Regions from separate parts of the Homo sapiens genome. Here region 2 is linked to region 1. A link is a loop called in an ENCODE intact Hi-C map of the cell type or tissue named here. Cell type or tissue: sigmoid colon. All regions are shown on one strand. Links, peaks and the distances in the headings refer to the core of each region. The heading gives the core; the rest is flanking DNA.

Region 1 (5,381 bases), core at 73-5,072:
TGCAGGCTTGTTCCAGAGCCTTAATAGGATGAATCTGAAAATGAGGCTTTGGAGATTTGATCAAAGGACAGGTGTCTTTTAATGTTGAGTTTTTAAGAAACATTAAGGATCTCAAATGAGAGAACACTTACCACCTGGACAAAAAGGACATTCAACAGTGGCATTTGGGGCTTGTGCCGTTACTGTTTGAACAGAGTAACTGTGAACTGTGAACTGGCTCAAGAAGATGTGAGTGATTTGGGATGGACCTGCAATGGGGCCTCTCCTGAAGGAGAGGACTAGGAACCGGACTAGGGCAACCAAGGGATTGATGGTAAGGTCTTAACCATGTTTATGTTCCCCAGTACCTAGCACATAATAAATAGTTGTTGAATGACTGAATGAATGAGATCAGAGATGATTGAACTGGCTGCAGTTTTTGTGCCTAGTCCAGTCATTCCCTATACCCCTGTGTTCAATAAATTTATTATCTGAAGAATGATTAGCATGACTTTATAGATCATCATAATACCAGGAGGGGGCACATTAGATGAGATAGGTACTAGCCAAGTACAGAGAGGGGAGAGCTCACATCTAAATAAGGGTGCAAGGGAAGGTTTCAAAGAAGAGGTCGCATTAGAGCTGGGTCTTGAGTGATACAAATGTTTTATTGGAGACAAGTGTTTTAATAAAAGATAAGGGGGAGGAATCTCAAGGACAGAAAATTATGTGAAAAGAGATGAAAAAGCATGAAATAAGATATCTTTAAGGAGCAGGGAGCTTGGCTTATAGAGATAAGAAAGGAAAGTTAGGCCTGGACATTGACTGACTTTGAAGAATTTAAAATTTTATTCTGTGACACTGTAGGACGTTTGAAAATATTTGAGAAGAGGAGTAATCTGATTAGATTCATGGTTTGCAAGAAAAACCTCTGGTGTGAAGGTAAAGAATAGACCGGCAGAGAGAAGGAGACTTTTCCTGTCTTTGCTAGAGAAATTTTCAGTGTTTCCACCAGCAAAACAACAATCAAAACACAGGTCCATCAGTAAAGCCCGGAAACAGGATTAGTGACATAGAAATGAGTTTCAGAGACACCATAAAGGATGAATTGTCAGGATTTAGCAATGGACAGATTGATGGCCAAGAGTCAAAGTGGCCCCTAAAGTACTGAAGTTTCCAGCTTGGCTGACAGCAAGAATAGTGACGCCATTAAAAGAGGAGAAAGTTTAAAGGAGATGCTGGTAAAATAAAAACTATTTTCTACTCTAGCACGTCATTCATACAACTGGCAAATGTCCACTTTCTTGGCACCATCCCAGCTTTATAGAATAAGAACATTAGAATTAAAAGGCACTTTATAGATTTTCTAGGTTAATGTTTCTCAAAGTAAGTTCCTCAGACTGCTACTTCTGGAAATCCTCCTTGCACAAGTGATTTTATGACCACATACATTGGGAAATATTGTATACTGTGTATTTTTGTTTTGTTTTGTTTTTTGAGACAGGGCTTCCCTTTGCCACCCAGGCTGGAGTGCAGTGGCAGGAACATGGCTCACGGAAGCCTGGAACTCCAGGGCTCAAGTGATTTTCCCACCTCGGCCTCCCAAGTGGCTGCGACTATCTGTCTTTTGGAGCTTAATGAGGCACATTAGTTTATTAATACCCTGAAAAACTCTGTGGCAATGATACTTTTTTGTTTTGTTTTGTTTAACCAAATTCCTCCAAAAAATTAAGTTTCTCAGATCCTCCTTTTTAATATAAAACTTATTTGGCTGCTGCAGTGGCTCATGCCTGTAATCCCAGCACTTTGGGAGGCCAAGTCAGGTGGATCACTTGAGCCCAGGAGTTCAAGACCAGCCTGGGCAACATGGCAAAATCTTGTCTCAAAAAAAAAATTAGAGGGGCATGGTGGCATGCACCTGTAGTCCCAACTACTTGGGAAGCTGAGGTGGGAGGATGGCTTAAGCCTAGGAGCTTGAGGCTGCAGTGAGCCATTTTTGTGCCACTGCCCTCCAGCCTGGGCAACAAAGCGAGGCCCTGTCTCAAAAAAACAAAACAAAACAAAACAAAAAAATTATTAATATTCAGAGGAACATACTTTAGGTAAAGCTAATTTAGTCCAAACTGCCTCATTTCATAAATTAGAAAACCAGACCCATGGATAGTAAATTTTTCTAACGTCGTGTAACTTTTTAGTAGCAGAGTCAGGACTAGAATCTAATTTTCATGACTTATTATCCAGAGTTCTTCCCACCTCTCTAGGTTTCTAATTGCTATGAAGATGATGATCGGTGTCTCTTTCCTAAACTACTATCAGCTGAAGGGTTTAAGACTCCATTTGCCCCATCCTGCCCTCTTCCCTCACTTCCACCCCAGACAAGAAGCTCTCTCAAACCCCGAAAGTTGGTGAAGAGCTTATTATATGGTGAAGAGTATATTATTATATATGTTTCCCACACAATGACATGTTTCTCCATAGATAGGGACTAAATTGAACCATTATAACTGTATAAACATGGGGTGGAGGGAGTGAATATAACATATTTTGTTTTCCATAAAATCACACCTCCTATGGGAATTAATGCAGAGAAGGGCATAGAAATAGTCTTTAGCACATGTTCTCATTGTCCAGTTTTCTATTTCTGGATATTATTGATAGGGGTTGAAGAGACCAAAGGAGATAAGGTAACACTGATGTGCCATTGGTATAGAGCTTTGATTAATGCTTTCACATACAGGATCTCAATTAATTCTCACCTTTTGTAGGGATGCTGGCTTTTATTATCCTCATTTTGAGGACAAGTCTGAAACTTGGCCTGAGTATGGCCCCCCAGCTAATGACTAGAGACCCTGGAGTTAAAATCTAGGCTTCCTGGCTCTTGAATACTCACTATGCTTTTCCTTTAATCTCCAAGTTCCCTTCTCAGATTCCAGGCATTCACGTTCTGCCTCTTGTGGGAACTGCTGGGCCTGTCTTTTATCCACTCGCTGTCCCACAGCCAGCTGGATGGAAAGGTTTTAGTTCTCAGTTACGCAGTTCTACGTGATTGCCATTAATCTGTAGAAAGAGTGAACACAGGCCCAGGTACTTCTTTGTAAATATTAAGATGTTAAACGTCATTTGAAAGGTTTTTGTGCAAGAATGTGAGAGTGTAAGCATGTTTAAATCTGGACTGTGTGAACTAAGATGAAGCAGAGAAGACAGCTGTCCTGCACACCGCATGATGGTAATATTGGCCAACTGGCCCACGTGATAGTTAACTAAATATGGTAGTCGTAACTTCCTAAATGCATGTTGGGTAACAGCTTTATCAGTCAGAGTTCTCTAGAGAAACAGAATCAAGGAGATTTATTTCAAGGGATTGGCTTACATCCTTATGGGGGCTGGCAAGTCTGAAATCTGTAGGGCACGCCAGCGGGCTGGAAACTCATGTAAAACTTGAAGCTGTAGGGGTTCTTTTTGGTTTGTTTTTGTTTTTGTTGAGACAGGGTTTTGTTCTATCACCCTGGCTGAAACGCAGTGGCACCACCATGGTTCACTGCAGCCTGAATCTCTTGGGCTCCAATAATCCTCCCGCCTCAGCCTCCCGAGTAGCTGGGACTAACAGATTCATGCTACCACGCCAGGCTAATTTCTGACTGTAGAGATGGGGTCTTGCTGTGTTGCACAGGCTAGTCTCGAACTCCTGGGCTCAACCAATCCTCCTGCCTTGACTTCCCAAAGTACTGAGATTACAGGCATGAACTATCATGCCCGGCTGATGATATAGTCTTGAGGCAGAATTTCTTTCTCTTCAGGGTTTTGCTCTTAAAGGACTTCAACTACCTGGATGGGGCCCCACCCATATTATCTAGCATCGTCTCCTTTACTTAAAGTCAACTGATTGTAGATGTTAACTATGAAATACCTCTATAGCAACACCTAGCTTAATATTTCATTAAGTAACTGGATACTAGAGCCTAGCCAAGTTGACATATGAAACTAGCCATCACATCAGCCAATGAGGCAAAAGTTGATATTTTGATCAGTTCCTTAAAATTGGCATTAATAATTTTATATACAAAGTTTCAAGAACTACCTTCTTACAATTTGAAGAGAAAGAAGTAGGTTTTCCCACCATCACCACATTCTTGGGAGCTGTCTTGCTCTTGGGGTCATCTTACTCTTGGGGTCATCTTGCTCTGTCACTGAAACAAATTTTTTCCCCAAGACACCAAAGACCATCATAAAATGCTTACCTTGGGACACGTTTTCTACAGAAATTCACTCAATTCTGAAGAGAATTTTGTTTCTGCCACTTTGTCCTGATTTATACAGCCAGTCAAGCCTGAGGGCAGGCTTGAAGATGACAGATTAAGTAAATGTTCCAGGAAAATAATATCCACTTCCTTTTGAGTAATTTGTTGGGGGCCCTTCATTTTCTTTTTCCCAGTAAAAATACTTCCCACCCAAATTAAACTCAGATTGATAGAACCATGACACTCCCCTCTGGTTCCCAACTTAAATGAAAACTTACAGAGAAGATTTTCCCTAAAGAGCTTTCAACACTTTTGCCTAAAAAGCTGACCATTGTGTTTCCCGGCTCTTGGCAAACCTATATAAGATACCTGAGAATGAAAATGATTCAAGGTGTACTTGGCTTCATTTTGCTGTAGGTAGAGGAAATAATTATATCTTGCATTTGGAAGTGGTGTAATTTGGCAGAGGATAGAAACATTTACAGATAATTGAAGGACCACCTCACCAACAAAGATGAAAAAGACCCAAACAATTCTTGGCAGGACTGCCCAGTCAGGGAAAGACATTTGAATTTTGTATGTATGAAGATAAAGGGGGGTAAGATTGTCTGTGTGCATTTGCTAAAGAGCTTCTTTGATCACTTGAGACTCCCTGAATTTCCACTCTGAAGGTAAAGGTTTATATGAATCCATCATTAGAAAGAGAAATAATAAAATTAACTTTCATTTACCTGCATTACGCACAATGAAGTATGGTCATAATAAATAACTAAAAACATCAAGAACCAGATAATTATTCAAATTTGGTTTATTAATTCAAAGACTTTCTGCTACATAATTTGTTTAATCGGGGATATTTTTGGCCTGGCAGGAGTCTAGGGCTTACATGTTGCTGGAAGGGGAAGTGAGTTACTCCTTTCCCAATATATCATTGAATCTTGGAAGCTGCCAGATAGAGCAGGGCAATATGTTTTCTCCACATTTTGTTTAGCATCCATGAATTTGCAAAGGGCAGAAATGCCTCCTGGGAGGAAAAGGACTAGGACTGCAACATCTTCTCTCAGGTTCAAGGAGAGAAAAATGAGTTAAGATGGGCTGGGATGACACTGACCAAGGCCAGACAGCATGGAAAGATAATAAAGGCTCAAGAGGAAACCTACTATA
Region 2 (5,381 bases), core at 139-5,138, 330 kb before region 1:
GAAAGTAGCAAACTCCTAAGCCTGAACTTCAAAGACCTAAGCTCCAGCAGACACCTTCACTGACTCTGGAGACAATTGCAATACTTTTTCAGGATTGATGTGGGTATTTAAATCTGCATTCGAAGACAGAGATAGTACAATTCCAGGCATTGGGGAGCTGAATATCAAGCCTGTGAGAGGAGTAAGTAAGGAGAACAGAAGATCTCATTCCCCACAGTGCACCTTAAAACTCAAACACAGCAGATCTCCCATTAAAAAATGGCTCAGTGTGCCAGGTGCAGTGGCTCACACCCATAAACCTAGCACTTTGGGAGGCTGAGGTGGGTGGATCACTTGAGGCCAGGAGTTCGAGACCAGGCTGGCCAACATGGCGAAACCCCGTCTCTACTGAAAATACAAAAATTAGGCCGGGTGTGGTGGCTCATGCCTGTAATCCCAGCACTTTGGGAGGCTGAAGCAATTGGATCATGAAGTCAAGAGATCGAGACCATCCTGGCCAACATGGTGAAATCCCGTCTGTACTAAAAATACAAAAATTAGCCAGGCGTGGTGGCACACGCCTGTAGTCCCAGCTACTCAGGAGGCTGAGGCAGGAGAATTGTTTGAATCCAGGAGGCAGAGGTTACAGTGAGCCAAGATCGCACCACTGCACTCCAACCTGGCCACAGAGTGAGACTCTATCTCAAAAATAAAAAGAAAAAAAAGAAAAAATTAGCCAAGTGTGGTGGCACGTACTGGTAGTCCAGCTACTCAGGAGACTGAGGCACAAGAATCACTTGAACCTGCGAGGCAAAGGTTGCAGTGAGCCGAGATCGCGCCACTGCACTCCAGCCTGAGCGACAGAGCGGGACTGTCAAAGGACAGCTCTAAAAAAAAAAGGCTCAGCTATCCCCAAGGACAAACTGTGATGCCAACAACCTCACAAGAAAAAGTTAGACTTGACTTGGCTTATCTATAAGGGATGTGCTAGGTCCATGCCAACTGTGGGGCTAGAGGAGACTTCCCCATATGCATAGGATTTGGAGTGAGCTACACACCTTGAGGAGACAAAGGGCCAGGAAGTCAACAGAGCATGGGATTTGGAATCACAGGACCCAAGTTCAACATCCAGCTCTGAAAATTCCTGCTATTGCAAGTTATTTCTTCCAGTTTCAGGTTCTTCTTTGCAGGGCTATGGTGAGAGCTGGCACAAGTATGTGTTCAATAAGCAATTCCTGCATGTAATAATAACAGTAGTAGAGGCACCTGAGTGAGCCACAGGGTCTGCCTCTGCCATTTATTTCTTATGTTTCAGGCAACCCCCAGCTTCTTCGGGCCTCAATTCCCTCATCTGTAAAATGGGGGTGATGATGATGGTGACAATGATGACAGCTACTCTATCTAAATCACTCTCCTGTGCTCCCATACATTCTCTGCTGGTTCTTGGGGGAGCTTCCATTATATGCCACATGAATATGTAATGTGTAAAACACATAGTAATCCACATTGCATAAGTATTTACACATTCCCAATGATGTGAGTGTGTCGGGGGCTGGTTCTCTCTCCCAGCAAGCCAACAGCAGGGCTCCCCCTGACCTGGTTTGAATACGGGCACTGACAAAGACTCTTGCGTTTGACCAAACCTTTAGGCTCCTCTGAGTCCTCTGCTCAACTAGGTATGACTTTGGGCTTCACGCTCTGTCTTTGTAGAATCCAGTTTGAGCAAGAATCCTATTGTCAGTTTAGCAACAATTCCCCACCCTTGGAATCTAATCACCCTGGGTATCTTCTCAGCCTGGCCTGCCTGCAGCAAGAATTCTGTTGTCAGTCTAGCAAAAATGCCTCCTCTTAGTAATTTTCCATCCACGGACACCCACTCTGCTCCTGGGCTATGAATCCTCACTTGTCCCTGTTGGACTCAGTTGAGTTCAGTCTCTCTCCCCACTGCAAGACCCCACTGCAGTGGTCCCGAGAGCTACTGTGATTCCCCCAGTGAATAGAGTCTGCCTTACCATCTATAACAAGTATCACGAATAATTTTTTCTTTGACAGCACCCCAAAGTCACGGGGTCCTCTGAGGCCAGAGCATTCAGCAGCACCAAATCCCAATGTAGCAAGGGGCCATAATCATTATCATTGGTTTCTGGCCCACTGGATTTTATAATCACGGGACCCAAGTTCAAAGTCCAGCTCCTGGCAAGAGCTGATCTCCTGGAACAGCCTCAAAGAGGCCCCTCCCCAGCACTCTCCCCACTGCCCTTCCCTACCTTTGAAACATCTTCTGGCCTCAGATCTCCTCTGCATCCTCAGTTCATGATGTGGCCCTGCTCCAGCCCTGGATTCTTTCCAAATTCTCCCTCCACCTAGACCAGCTGCTTGTCCTCCCAGAAGGGCCCTGACTAAAAGCCTGCAGCGTCAGGTCTGGGGGTTGTGAACCTGTTGTTCCCTAATCTCCCGTTACAATCCATCTCGAACACATTGTCCCTGAAGCCATTATCATCCATTTCAAACAGAATTTATTAAGTGGGAAGAGACGCTCTGAGACTCTCAGGCAAATTCCATTTCTTTGGCGTCGAAAGAAAACAGCCACTCGGAGCAGCCTGGTTTCCATCCACTACAGTGCCAAATGCCTCCGCCTTCTTTCCTGAGGGCCTAAGGTCAGAGAGAGCAGCAGAAGGCCTTGTCAAACTCGGGCCCTTCTAGTAACTTCCAAAGCCTCCAGGGGTGTGGCCAACGTTGTTGAGAACGGGAATATCTGCAGAGGACCTTAGGGTGAGCCTCTCCAAAACTGAGGAAGTACAATGTATGGGGCACGCCTTTTGTCTCCATTCTAGCCCTTCCACAGGTACAGGGGGAGCCTTGGGTGTGGGCGACCCCGACGCTGTGCTAAGGCTGGCATAAGGGAACGTGATGGGCATCCCAAGCAGCCTTCAGTTTACAGGCGTGCTCCAAGCGCCTGCTGTGCACGATGTGGTGTATTAGGCACCATGGGGGTGAGGCTGGGGAAAAACAAACCTCAGACTATACACGTGCACCAGCATCAACTGGAGAAGACAAACATACGCGCCACAGTTAATTAGCCCTACAAAACAGCACCGGCTAATGAAGTGGCGCTGGAAATAATGTGTGTGATATATTTACTGTAATTTAGTTTGTTTTCTGCCAGAATAACGCAAGCTCAGACGTGCCAGGAAGAAGGACGTGAGTTAGTCCTGGAAGGGTAAGAAAGATTTAGATCCACTGGGGCTCCCCCTGGCCCTTCCGTAGTGCCGGACGTCCTCACGTTGCCCCTGACCCAACACATATCTCACTCCAGTCTAAGGATTAGTAATGTACTCCTTGCTAACGCTTTCCCAAGGAGATGGAAGAAAGTTTTTCTCACAACCGAAACAGCAAAAGCTTACCCCAAACCCCTTTCCACTACATGCTCTGACCTCTCTGCTCCCACAGCAATGGGCTCATCCACCCCCAACACCCCCGAGACCTCCTCCTCATGTTCTCCAAACTTCCAAGCCATCTTTCACTTCGAAATCCCATTCCCTTTAGCATTCCATCGGTTCAGCAGTGGCTGGCCAGGCCAGAACCAGGTATTGTGGGTGGAATTGTGTCTACTACAAAAGTCATTTGCTGACGTCCCATGTTCCTTAGAATAGCACCTCATTTGAAGATAAGGCTTTAGAAAGGTAATCAAGTTAAAATGAGGCCATTACTCATCCAAAATGAATAGTGTCCTTATAAAAAAGAGAAACGTGGAGACAGCCACACACACAGAATGATGCATGAAGACACATGAAGATGGTCGACTACCAGCCAAGCAGAGGGGCCTGCAACAGATTCTCCCTCACAGCCCACAAAACGAATCAACCTGCCAACATCTAGATCTCGGACTTGCAGCCTCCAGAATTGTGAGGCCACAGGTTTCTGCTGTGTAAGCCTCCCGGTCTGTAAGACTTTGTTACAGCTGCTGTAGGAAGCTAACACACCCCTCCAGGAGCCCCTGGCTGTGTACAGGAAGCTTCGACTCACATGCTAAGGTGTGAGGGGGGCATGGCAGGTGCTCCGGGAAGGGGAAGCAGCAAAAGCAAAGGCGCGAAAGCAGGATATTCAGGGAGGCCAGCAGCCTGGCTCTGGGGAGGAGTTTGTGATGAGGAGCATAAGGTAACAAGGTGGCCAGGCCAGGTCAAGTACAAACAGGGCTAGATGCTGAATTTACGTGTGACATGCATTGCAATATTCATTTCTTCTTTGTTCCACAGAGACTGCAGGCAGCAGGGTAGCCTTTCCAGGTGCTATAAAGAGTCATTTCTCTGGGACCCAGACTTCAGTCTGAGTATCTTCGCAGCAGATGTGTCCTGTGGGTGGTACCACTTGGTGTCACACCCTCCATCCCATGCCTGCAGCTCCTTCTACAGCACTCAGCTCTGTGCACATCTTGGCATTATCTGGGTCTGCCTCTCTCTGTTTTCCCTGTGGCCTGGTGTCCCTCTGCGGGTGCCCAGTCACACACCTGCACGGGGGGAGGGCCACACACCGTGGACAGCAGTGGAAAGAGCACTGGGCTTAAAGTCAAGGGACTGGGCTGAAGGAGTTCGGGAAGTGCCACCCAAACACGGTATGCCAGCTACCTTGAACCGAAGGCACTGGGCAGCACAGGATGCAGGCGGAGGCTTGCTCTGAGCTGCCTTTGTCTGCCTAAAGACGGACCCTCCAAAGGGACCTCAATTATCATGAATCCCCCTCCCCAGGAAATTCATGAGCCAGGGGAGACTCGCATCACAGCAGAGGGGACTGAAGGTTGATGCCATGCCCAGGCCAACTTTGTCATAGGCTACCCATATTCTCCCAAGGGCCCATTCATCTTTCCCCAAATCATTCATTCTCCCCATGGCACCTCCATCCCCTCTCCTGCCTCCGCGGTGAGTCAGGCGCATAAGCTTCTAGGTCTCTCATTGGTTTGGAGATATTCACTTTTCTTTCCCATGATGCATCCATGTGCATAATAAATGTGGTCACCCTTCCTCCTGCTAATCCGCCTGCTGTCAGTTTATTCCATAGACTCCATTATGGAGCACTCAGAGGGTAAGGTTTCCCCTCTTCCACGGAGCCTTGCTGAGCCTCAGTTTCCCTATGAGGCAGGCATACTTCACCATCTCCTTTCAGGCTGGATATTCATTCTAAGGCCACACATGAATATGAGAATATTCAGGCCTTTTAGGTAGAATATTCTAAGAATCTTAAACGATGGTACCTCTTAGTGGAAGCAGTATTCTGACAAACCAATGGGGCAGGGAGGGTGGGAAATGGTGTTTTATGGTCACTCTGGGACCCCAGGCAAGGTAATCCTAATGGAAGCTCAGGCTTTTGGGGCGGGCTTTTTTTTTTCCTGTCTACGAATGGAAACA

The links. Peaks named below come from ENCODE experiments on the same cell type or tissue, not always from the same donor. Only the 100,000 strongest peaks of a DNase experiment are listed, where the experiment ranks them.
Region 2: a loop joins it to region 1, with 5 times the contacts of the local background. A loop is called at or near these places in 10 of 110 quality-filtered maps.

The regions. Positions count from the first base shown.
Region 1 is chr1:222,755,691-222,761,071 of GRCh38, reverse strand. All of the region lies in intron 3 of LOC105372984 (a long non-coding RNA gene), which reads left to right. Among named protein-coding and RNA genes, the nearest start is that of FAM177B, 21 kb to the right of the region's middle. In sigmoid colon, for the core only: no CTCF peak of the experiment used is centred there; DNase peaks (open chromatin) are centred at 2,961 and 3,211.
Region 2 is chr1:223,081,752-223,087,132 of GRCh38, reverse strand. No RefSeq gene overlaps it. Among named protein-coding and RNA genes, the nearest start is that of TLR5, 59 kb to the left of the region's middle. In sigmoid colon, for the core only: no CTCF peak of the experiment used is centred there; a DNase peak (open chromatin) is centred at 2,352.